2 separate regions of the Homo sapiens genome follow, and region 2 is linked to region 1. Evidence: chromatin contacts called from ENCODE Hi-C or POLR2A ChIA-PET data. All regions are on one chromosome and are shown on one strand. Each heading gives the region's core, a stretch centred on a gene start or an enhancer-like site at or near the end of the contact. The rest is flanking DNA. Distances are from core to core; before and after follow the strand shown.

What was found. Hi-C counts contacts between places; a loop is a spot of excess contacts on that map. ChIA-PET counts read pairs that join two places held with the same protein, here RNA polymerase II (POLR2A). Pooled maps may share reads with other maps.
Region 2: a pooled map shows a loop between it and region 1 (1.9-fold over the local background). The contact joins two enhancer-like sites. A Hi-C loop is called at or near these places in 9 of 168 maps with a recorded cell type or tissue (B cell, GM12878, GM18951 and 6 more), 8 of 37 single-sample maps with no recorded cell type and 13 of 50 pooled maps. POLR2A ChIA-PET finds 5 or more read pairs at or near these places in 2 of 52 experiments (AG04450 and OCI-LY7).

The regions. Positions count from the first base shown.
Region 1 is chr1:200,239,989-200,244,912 of GRCh38, forward strand. LOC124904479 (a long non-coding RNA gene) reads right to left here. Exons shown (of 2, transcript XR_007066782.1): 1 at 3,396-4,924; 2 at 1,650-3,282. Among named protein-coding and RNA genes, the nearest start is that of LINC00862, 130 kb to the right of the region's middle. Within about 2 kb of position 2,728, at least 7 of the 41 ENCODE cell types and tissues checked have a DNase peak (open chromatin) inside an H3K27ac peak, as active enhancers do.
Region 2 is chr1:200,128,331-200,133,254 of GRCh38, forward strand. The region is part of intron 7 of NR5A2 (nuclear receptor subfamily 5 group A member 2); the gene reads left to right. Among named protein-coding and RNA genes, the nearest start is that of NR5A2, 100 kb to the left of the region's middle. Within about 2 kb of position 2,466, at least 3 of the 41 ENCODE cell types and tissues checked have a DNase peak (open chromatin) inside an H3K27ac peak, as active enhancers do.

The sequences.
Region 1 (4,924 bases), core at 1,478-3,977:
CAGAAACCTCAAGTTTGTAGCTTCTCACTACATAAACATGTACTAAATTCTAAATTTGAATTTTTTTTAAGTGTGCCATACCATCTAATGAATGGAAGGCAATACAATGTAGACCTGGCTTTAAGGATCAATTTCAGGGGCTGATCTACGGGGGGACTGATATACAGGGGTGCTAAGAAGTTTCTGCTTACCCTCAGAAATACCTCTCCTACCAAGCAAACTAACGCCTAAAATTTGAGAATTTTATTTTCTTAGCTTAGACTTTTGTCTTCTTTTAAAATACAAATATCCCTAGGAAAGGCTATTAAGCCAAGCATCATTTACACTGGAGTGTGAACTAGTTTATCTTAATCTCTCCACGTGTAGATGGGACAGAAATAACGAAGAACCTGGATACCTATGAGTTAGAAAGAGACGAGATGAACGAGGAGGATGCCGGGTAAATTTCAGCTAATTCAATATTTGGCCAAAGCCAAAGAGATTTCTACATTTTAAGCAATTGAGTAAAGATAAAGTGCTAGCATTTCTTCAAATAACTAGCCAGGTTTTAATTGCTGTTAACCCTAGGTTATATACCCAAGGGCCTGGAAGGCAATAAACTTGGCATCTGTCTTCTCTACTTCATAGACTCCCTGACCAGATTTGTTTTGCAAAGGTCACTTAATTAGTACTCTGGGTAACAATTTTAAGTTAACATTATCTTCTCCTAGATAATGATAGCATTTTGCATGTGCTAAGTAAAACAGGAATTAACAAAATTCCAATGGCTTACTTAGATGATAAATAATGAGCCATTTTAAGGAAGAGCTCTCCTGGGGCGTGCGGAAAAACCTGCCGCTGAAGGCAAGCTCGCCCGGATGTGGAACTCTGCACAGGCATAAACAGGAAATGGAGCAGCTTGCGCTGGGACTGACAGACAGGCTTGGAATGGCTCGTCTGAAGTGGGCATAGTGCTTGACCCCCGGCAAAAGCTGAAGCTCTTGTTTTGTTACTTTTTATTTTCACATCTGTACGGTCCATATTTCCAAAATCCTATCCAATTGCTCTGAGACATTTGTGAAAAATACCACACATACCAACAACCAATACAAGTATCTCCCTAATCCAAATTATAGAGGTGCACATGATGTTTTCATAGCTTTCATGTTGCCTCTTGACACAGTATTTAACAAAATTATTGTCAGTGAAAAGTTCCCAACTCTTAAAAGCTCTCTAGAGAGGGCTGTGCTGTTCCTTGTGTATTAGTATCATTGTGTACGCGCCGTCTACTATACTAGTTTGGCTTTTTATAGACAATATATTTTTCTCTAAACTGAAGCAAGGGATCTGAAACTTTGAATCTCATGTGATTATGCAAGGAAGGAGGCCTATAACCCTATAAAAAAATACAGATCCAAACCCGTTCCTTACCAAATGTATTGAAATGATCCCATTTACCAGAACAACTGTGAAGACAGAAGTTTCCCCATGCAATAGAGATCAATCCACTTTTACTGAGCTCATAAGGAGCCCACATCAATCTTTCTTTGAGGACATACATATCATCAGTAAAATTCAGCTGTGTATCATGGCATATGACATTATTCAATATCCATCTTGATCTTAAAACAAAAGTTCATTTCTGGTGAAAATAAGGCCAACAAATCATATTTTCTTAAACGTTTGAGTTTAATCATTTATGAGATCACGTCTCTTTAAAAAGTCTTCATGGTAATAAAAAAGTATGGTAACAACAAAAATGACAACAAATGATATACGATTATTTTGGGGGTGTGTAAAATTTAACACAAATGTAACATAAAATTGAGTTAAAATGATGTTTATATAGAAAATAATTATTTTAATTAATGAGCTTGCATGTATGAGGGTCTATTTTGTTATACTATGATTTGTAGAGCAAATTAATAAATAGTATTCTTTTAGTATTTACTTATTCGTTTAGCTATGTTATGCCAAGAGGAATTGGTAGTGATTAATAAAGAGGGACAGTTTTTGTAGATTCTTCTTTAACCATAAATAAGCTGGACACCTTTTATATGAGTATTGTTATTAATGGCAACAACAAATCTTTAACAATGTAGGCAGTGTGTCTGGAATTTGTAAAAGAGATGCCATAAAGAGGTCAAAGGAAGAAGACAGAAAAAGTGTGGGTTTATCGCTCATGTATATTAATCCCCAATAAGACAGGATCTGATATCGCAGCATCTTAGAGGAAGAAAACAAAACCATTACTGCGTAAACATCCCCAGTGAGGAGCCAACGAGACTCAGAGGCCCTGTCTGCAGAAGCAGATAGCGGTCACCCACCCATCCATCCATCCATGACACACCCCCATCAGAGAAGAGGGTCTGCTTTGTGTTTATTGGGTCTGGAGCTGAGGCTGCAATAGATGACCAATATAACAGAATGGGGGCAAATCACTTAAAATGTCTGAAATTGCATGACTAGTTGACATTATGCAATTTCCTAACTTACTATTCAACTTCACTTTCCACTAGGTGCTGAGAGCATGAGCATATAAGCAACAGGAGTTTTTAAAAGGCCGCTCTTCAATGCAGACAGAGCTAAGCACCTCAGTAGTGACACAATATAAACTTCACTACATGAAATCCTGGAAGTTGATGTAAACAGCTTTTAATAGCAGTGAACATTTGTTCGCTTTGTTTAGACCATCTGGATGTTCCATTGTGTTCAGTTCAACACTGACTGCCGCCGGGTGACAGTTGATATATGTTAAGTACAAGCAAAGTGCCTCAGCCCACTCTGGGGACCTTAACGAGAACTTTTCAGTGTTTTGTGGATTATTCTGTCAGATCGCAGCCGAGTCGCCTGCATCCTTTATGGCTACATGCCAAAGTCCTCCGGCTTTTTTATCAAAGGAGAGTTTTGCTTTTACTGTTTGAAAGGTTAGGAAAACTATGCCAAAGTTCTTCCAGGCAGCTTGGAGAGCACGAGCTGACAGGAATGATTTCCAATATGGAGGAGAGAATAAAGAGGACCTTGGATCCTAAGAGAAGCCAGGCTTTGCTTGTTTAATATGCAACATGTCTGACAAACAAGCCATTAAAACACCACCAAAGAAAATCTGCCCGATAAACATATAAAGCGGTTAGTTTTCTGAAGAGGAGAGATTATTCCTTAAAAGCACAATCTCCTCCACCCGCACGAACCACTGTGTGGTGTGCAATTGTGCATACGTATGTTTACTTTCTAATGCAAAGAAGCCTCCGCGTGCTTATCCTGATGTTGCACGAAGCAGAATCATTCAAGTGAAAAATGCCACTGCAAAAAGAGAACGAAACAGATCAACATTACTTTGTATAAAGATTACACAAGCACAGTTGGCGCCCTGCAGAGCAAAGAAAGGGCTTAAAAATCTGCCCTGACTCACTTACCAGCCAGTTTGGCTTTATTGGAACATCTGCGAAATGCTAAATTTGCACTTCTGGAGCTCTTCGAACCCACTGCTGTTGCTGCTGCTTGGTGAAACACAGATGAGGCATGATGGAGCTGGGATCGCTTGAGATACAATTATATTTCTGACTTCTTTTTTTTTTTTTTTTACTACATCATTTAAAAATGATTTAATAAATGCAATTTTACCTCACTACAGAAAACATAGAAACTAGATGATGTCCAAGTTGAGTATCCCTTATGTGAAATATTTGGGACAAGAGGTGTTGTAGGATTTCGGATTCTTTTGGATTTTGGAATATTTCATATACATAATGAGATATCTTGGGGATGGGACCCAAGTCTAAACACAAAATTCATTTATATTTCACATACACTTTATACAGATAGCCTGAAGGTAATTTTATACAATATTTTTAATACTTTTGTGCATAAAACAAAGTTTTGATTGCAACCTGTCACATAAGGTCAGGTGTGAAATTTCCTAGTTGCAGCATCAGGTCAGTGCTCAAAAAGTTTCGGATTTTGGAGGATTTTGAATTTCAGGTTTTCTGATTCAGAATGCTCAACCTGTATCATAACAACTTGATCTCAGATTCTTGTTCATGCTGGAAACATAATGATACCTCTTGTGTTTGGTGTCCTGCCAGATCTCAATGAAAAGTCGAAATGAAGGGGAGAAAGTTTATGTATAGGTGAAATCTATGATTGATATAACTCTGGGTACCATGATTTAGATAACATTTGGTTCTAACAAGTACCACAATCGTCACCCTTTCCTTCTTTATCTTAGGTGGCACGAAACAGGTAAGGAAAAGCCTGTAGGAAAGGGGGAAACGTTGAGAACCAGATAGACTAATCTATGAAATGGGGATACTAATATCCCATCATAGATTTCATCTAAGGATTAAACGAGACAGTGCATGCAAAGATGCCTGCTACAGTGAATTGTTTCAACAAATGGTTATTGATCAAAATTGGTCACTAGACAAAAATCTACTGAAAATTTAATTATGTAAAGTCATTATATAGGCAAATAAGGATCTATGACAATATATTTTTAAGATACATTAATAGACAGATAAATAAGTTATTTTTGAGAGAGATCTCTATGTTGTATTGAACAAATTATACCAAAGATTCTTAGTTCCACTTATGGATTAATTACGTGTCAAGAGCAAGACAACTTTTCCAATAGTTTCTAAAGATTGCGTTTATCTCCTAATTTTTTCATGATTACAAATTAAGCAAAAAACCGTGTTCGATAGTTCAAAAGAAAAAGAGCACAGAGAAGATTACTGGAAGAGTATTCTCTGTTACGTCTGGTAAATAAAATATACATGTGTATATGTGTATTATTGCATGTATTGTGCACTACTCTCAGGATAACTTTTGAAGTGCCTAGAACAGTACATCATAGAAGCACAATAAATGTTCATTGAATGAATGAAAAAACCCTTAAGGGTTCTGCATCTGTAATTCTACAGTGCAGCAATCTTGAGTCTTAGCA
Region 2 (4,924 bases), core at 1,216-3,715, 110 kb before region 1:
AGTTTTGTTTTTCTCTATGTGAACTCTGGGTTTCAGAGCTCCAGCAAGCTCCCAGAATGCATTTGCCTCACAGCTTTGGTACCTCTTTCTTAAAGACTTCCTCCTTGTAGCTGATTGTCACCTCTTAGGTATGACGTTTTCTTTGGACCATTCACTAGACATTAGGAAAGCCAAATGATCATAGCTTTCGTTATATATATGTCTATTTTAGGATGTATTTTAACTGCTTGTGATGGTAAAAGGAAAAATAATAACAAAACAAATAGTCATTCTTTTCCCCTCTGACAGTCACTGGCATTAAAAATCCTAAAGTAGCCAATTGCATCTCTAAGATTTAGGTGGACGAGCTCCCTGGGGCAGGGCAGGGTGGAGTGGGGGTGGTGGGCAGGCAGAGAGGAGTGTAGTAAGTTTGTACATTCTGTTTTCAAGTACAGCCGTCCGCTTTCCTGAAGGGTTCAATCATAACTCGGCTCTTGCAATATGACACTGACATTGTTAATAGTAAATAAAATGTTTACTAGCTGAAAGATTTGGATAAAAGTCTTTTAGATAGGGAAATTTATTTGCAGTGGTTAGTTTTCCAATAGTCTTTAGTTTCTGCTATAGGAATGTTTTTCTTATTTGAATTTTGTCCATTATTTCTTCTGCTTTGACATTTAAAGAAATATCTAATGCTTCTTTTCCCTTTACTTAAGTGTGTGCCATTTGTCCTCTGGCATTCAATATCAGAACCTGGCAGAGGTTTGCTGTCAAAGCTCCCTATAGAGTGGTTGGTAAGGCAACATGCAAATAGGGAGACTGGCCCCATACCCCAGGCCCAGTCAGGACCTCTGCCCAGAGCTTATAACTCCAGCACAAGCCATCATATATGGGAACTCTGTCTCATCACTTTTGAGACTCTCTCTCTCTCTGAATATATACACACACATACATACACACACACACTTCATTTGAAAATGAAGGCTTTATAAACAAGCCAAGAACTGCAGAGCAACTACTGATCTCACATCTCACTTAAGAGACAACAGAGATTTGTAGGAATAGCAAACATTCAGCCATTAAGTGAGGCATACAAAAGGCTGCTGTGTTAACATAGCCCAGAAAACCACGGCACTTCAATCAGAACGTCTTTCTCCTTGTCTGTTTTTCTTTAAAAGAGGACCCTTCCTTTTTGTCCGATAGGAAGTACTATTCTGAATCTACCAGCAAGGCTGGCATGTGCTCTCTTATAAAAGGAAAAGACTTCACCATGCATAGCCTCTTCACCCTAACTGCTCAGTTGTTTGCTACCCCTGGCAAGGATGTTCTAATTGTGCAGTGGAGGGTGTGAACTCGTTGCTTTAACTGCAGTTCCATTAGCTAATCGGAGTCCTGATGTCAGTGTGACATTGTGGTGTAAATCATGAAGGGGTTTTTCTGCCACTTCCTGTGGAGAGAAAACAGTTTTGCAGGATCACCTGATGATTGGCCATTGTGGGGTTGTCTTCTTGAAAAAGAAAAGTTGTTCTGACCTGGGCTGTGCTCAGGATGCCTACATTTTGCCTTTGCTAAGCGATGAACCCCCCAGAAAGGAAGTGTATGGGGGGCACTGTTGGAGTCTGAGTGCTCCCTTCCCTCAGCACTTCTGGAGAAGCCTGGAAATACTGTAGACACAGTTTTGGAGAAGAGAATTCAAAGGGCTTACAAAAGGAGAGTACTTTTTTGTCCACTTCTCTAGAAGAGGCACAGCAACTTGTTGAGTTTGTGTTGTGTTGTGTTGTTTTTCTGCCACCAAATTAGGTGTTCCTATTGTGTGGGAGGTGAAAAAGAGAGCACAAATCTATTAATAAGTAAAGCAACTGAAACAAAGGGAAAAATGAATCCCCATTTTGCTTTTTTGCAACATTACATCCAGTTAATAAAAGAGGCTTACAAATCCAACAGAGATCTGCTTGCAGGAACTAACTAGGAAGAAGAAGAAGAAGAAGAAGAAGAAGAAGAAGAAGAAGAAGAAAAAAAAAATCCAACAGAGAAATTTGATCACTGATTTAAATTGTGTTTGCAGTGCCTAAAGCAAGATGAACGATTCATTCACTGTAAGTCAGAAGGTGACAGTACCAGGTGTACCATTTGCTATATGGCAAATCTACAGCTGCTCTAGAAAGTGAAATAGCAGTGCCTGTTCTTATCCCTTAGTTGACTACCTCATCACTGGAAGTGCTGTAAGAGCTTCAGAAGGGTGGAAAACTAGTAAAAAATGTCCAATTGTGCATCAAAATTTATGCTTATTAATTCTGAAATAAGCATTATAGTCTAAACATCATAAAATTCTTTTTGCTTGGTAGCTGCATAAAAGTTGGTTTTGAAACAGCAAAACCTGATTTTCCTATTATGTGGCAATTCTCCTTCCTGAAGCTGGTCACAATATTTGCTTTATTGCTGGCTTCCTCTAAATATGATTACATACTCACCCACACACACACTGCCACTGGCTGGACTGCAAAGCCTAGTGAAGCAGAACATTTACCTCACATCTTTACCCAAGAGCATTGGTTAAATTGTTCTTCATGAAGTCAGATAAGCAAAAGAAATATCCCAGGGTTCTTCGTACAATTAGCATTCATTCTCAGTGTTTACCTTTTCATATGTAATATTCTAATTTAGAAAAACACTCACTAGACACTTGTCAAATAACTGCACATATCTTCATACTAATGCCTTGCTGATATATATGCACCTGAGGGTAATGCTGGCAAATAAGCATTTCCTAAAATTTATGTAATCATTTGAAATTCAGAAAGGATTGATTAGCATTCAAGAGATGCCACTGTTCAATATTTACACCATAGAGATTTGGCAGAAGCAAATAATGGCATATAAAGTTGATGCTTGTCTTAATTAAATGCAGTATAATAGGTGTTGTGGATTTTTTTTTTCTTCCAGTGAGCAAAGCAGTTTAGCAATGACCAGATGTAATTCATTTTGGAGTTCTAAGTTTGAACTTAATCAATATGAACTTACAGCCATGGAAGAAGTGATTATCATTTGTTATTTGCTGGCACAAGAATATAATTGCCTAAATAGCATTTATTTAAGCATATTTCTGAATACCTTATGCCTAAAAATATTTGTCATATTTTAGCTGTTAATGCTTATCTTGTCATTTTGCTAACTACTGCTATTTAGTGAGATGATTTTTCAGAGACATATTGGCCAGGCAAGCTAGGAATAACCAGCAAGAAAAATCAAGTGAGAATGCCATGTGCTCTTGGTTGATGTTTCTCGCTGCTTTAGCTGTGTCAACCACTCTGTTCAAATCTCAGAATAGAGTGGCTGTCTTAGTACCAGCTCAGAAGAGCGTAGTTGGTTAACGTGGTTAGCCCAGATGCTGCACTCTAGTGGACTCTGGACACCCCAGGGCCTCAGGTCTGTTCTACAATGGACCAAATCAGTGACTCACATCTGAGTCTTGCATTAGATCTTCTTTCTAGTTTACTGATAAAAATCTGATAAGTCTTATCTTGAGTTGTGGCTGTGTTTGGTTAAGAAGGTTAAATTTCAAACAGACCAATCCAAAGCCAGGAGAGAAGAACAAATAGAAGTACAAGGCCTCTCATCAGTATTGAAACATTAAATCACACAAAATATATTGAGTGGCCACTATGCAGAACCATTGTACTAGGCAAGCTATGAAATGACAACATAGAGTCTTTTTTTTGTTTGAGATGGAGTCTCTCTCTCTCCAGCTGGAGTGCAGTGGTGCAATTTTGGCTCACTGCAACCTCCGCCTCCTGGGTTTGAGTGATTCTCCTGCCTCAGCCGCCTGAGTAGTTAGGATTACAAGTGCCTGCTACCACCCCCGGCTAATTTTTGTATTTTTAGTAGAGACGGGATTTCACCATGTTGGCCAGGCTGGTCTCAAACTCCTGACCTCAAGTGATCTGCCCACCTTGGCCTCCCAAAGTGCTGGGATTACAGGTGTGAGCCAATGTGCCCGGCAAGAACTGGCAATATATAGTCTTTCCAAAGAGAAGGAAACTCCTGTGATACAGAGCTGCATTTTGGATCCCCAGGACACTGTTCTGAATAAGGCGTGGTACACCAAGCGAAGAGTCCAAAACATGCCATGCCATCAGCAATGCTGCATGCATCTCTTGTCTTTCTTTCTGTTCCTTGTTTTCACTGAACTAATGCACGTTCCACACACATGCTATTCTCCTTGATTACATTTTATTAATCAGAAAGCCTTTGTCAACCCCCATGTTACATAAATCTCACAGCAATCAGAGGCTTCATGCCTCTTCAGTTTCCCAACTCCTCTGAAAGGAGATGATTTTTCAGAGACATATTGGCCAGGCAAACTAGGAATAACCAGCAAGAAAAATCAAGTAAGAATGCCATGTGCTCTTGGTTGATGTTTCTTGCTGCTTTAGCTGTGTCAACCACTCTGTTCAACTCCTCTGAAAGGAGTTGGGAAACTGCATGGGATCACCTCCAGGAGCCTTAGCAAGGGGCACTGTCCCTAACACCCACATCCCAAGTTACCCAGATTTTGGACAGCACCAATGTGGCCTCAGCCCTGGAGGAACTGAGTCCCAGAACATCAGCATGGAAGAGAACCTATGCTGTTGCTGAATACAAACACGTCTTATTTCTGAGTAAGAAAATTTAAGCTAATGGAGGTTAAGTGACTTGTACACAGTCATGTAGAGTCAGGATTTGAACTGAAATTTTTGAACTCCACACGCAGGAAAAGAGCACAGATATGGATTTCTATATTACAGAAATAGTGCTTTTGCATTTGTTTCAAAATTAGACTTACTATTTCTTGGCCATCCTTTTCAACTAAATCTAAAATTTTCATTGTGAAGTGTAAAAGTGATTTCCCAGAAACGTGGGGAATGTACATTGCCTTTTGCTGCCTTAGGACTCAGCTGTGCATGCT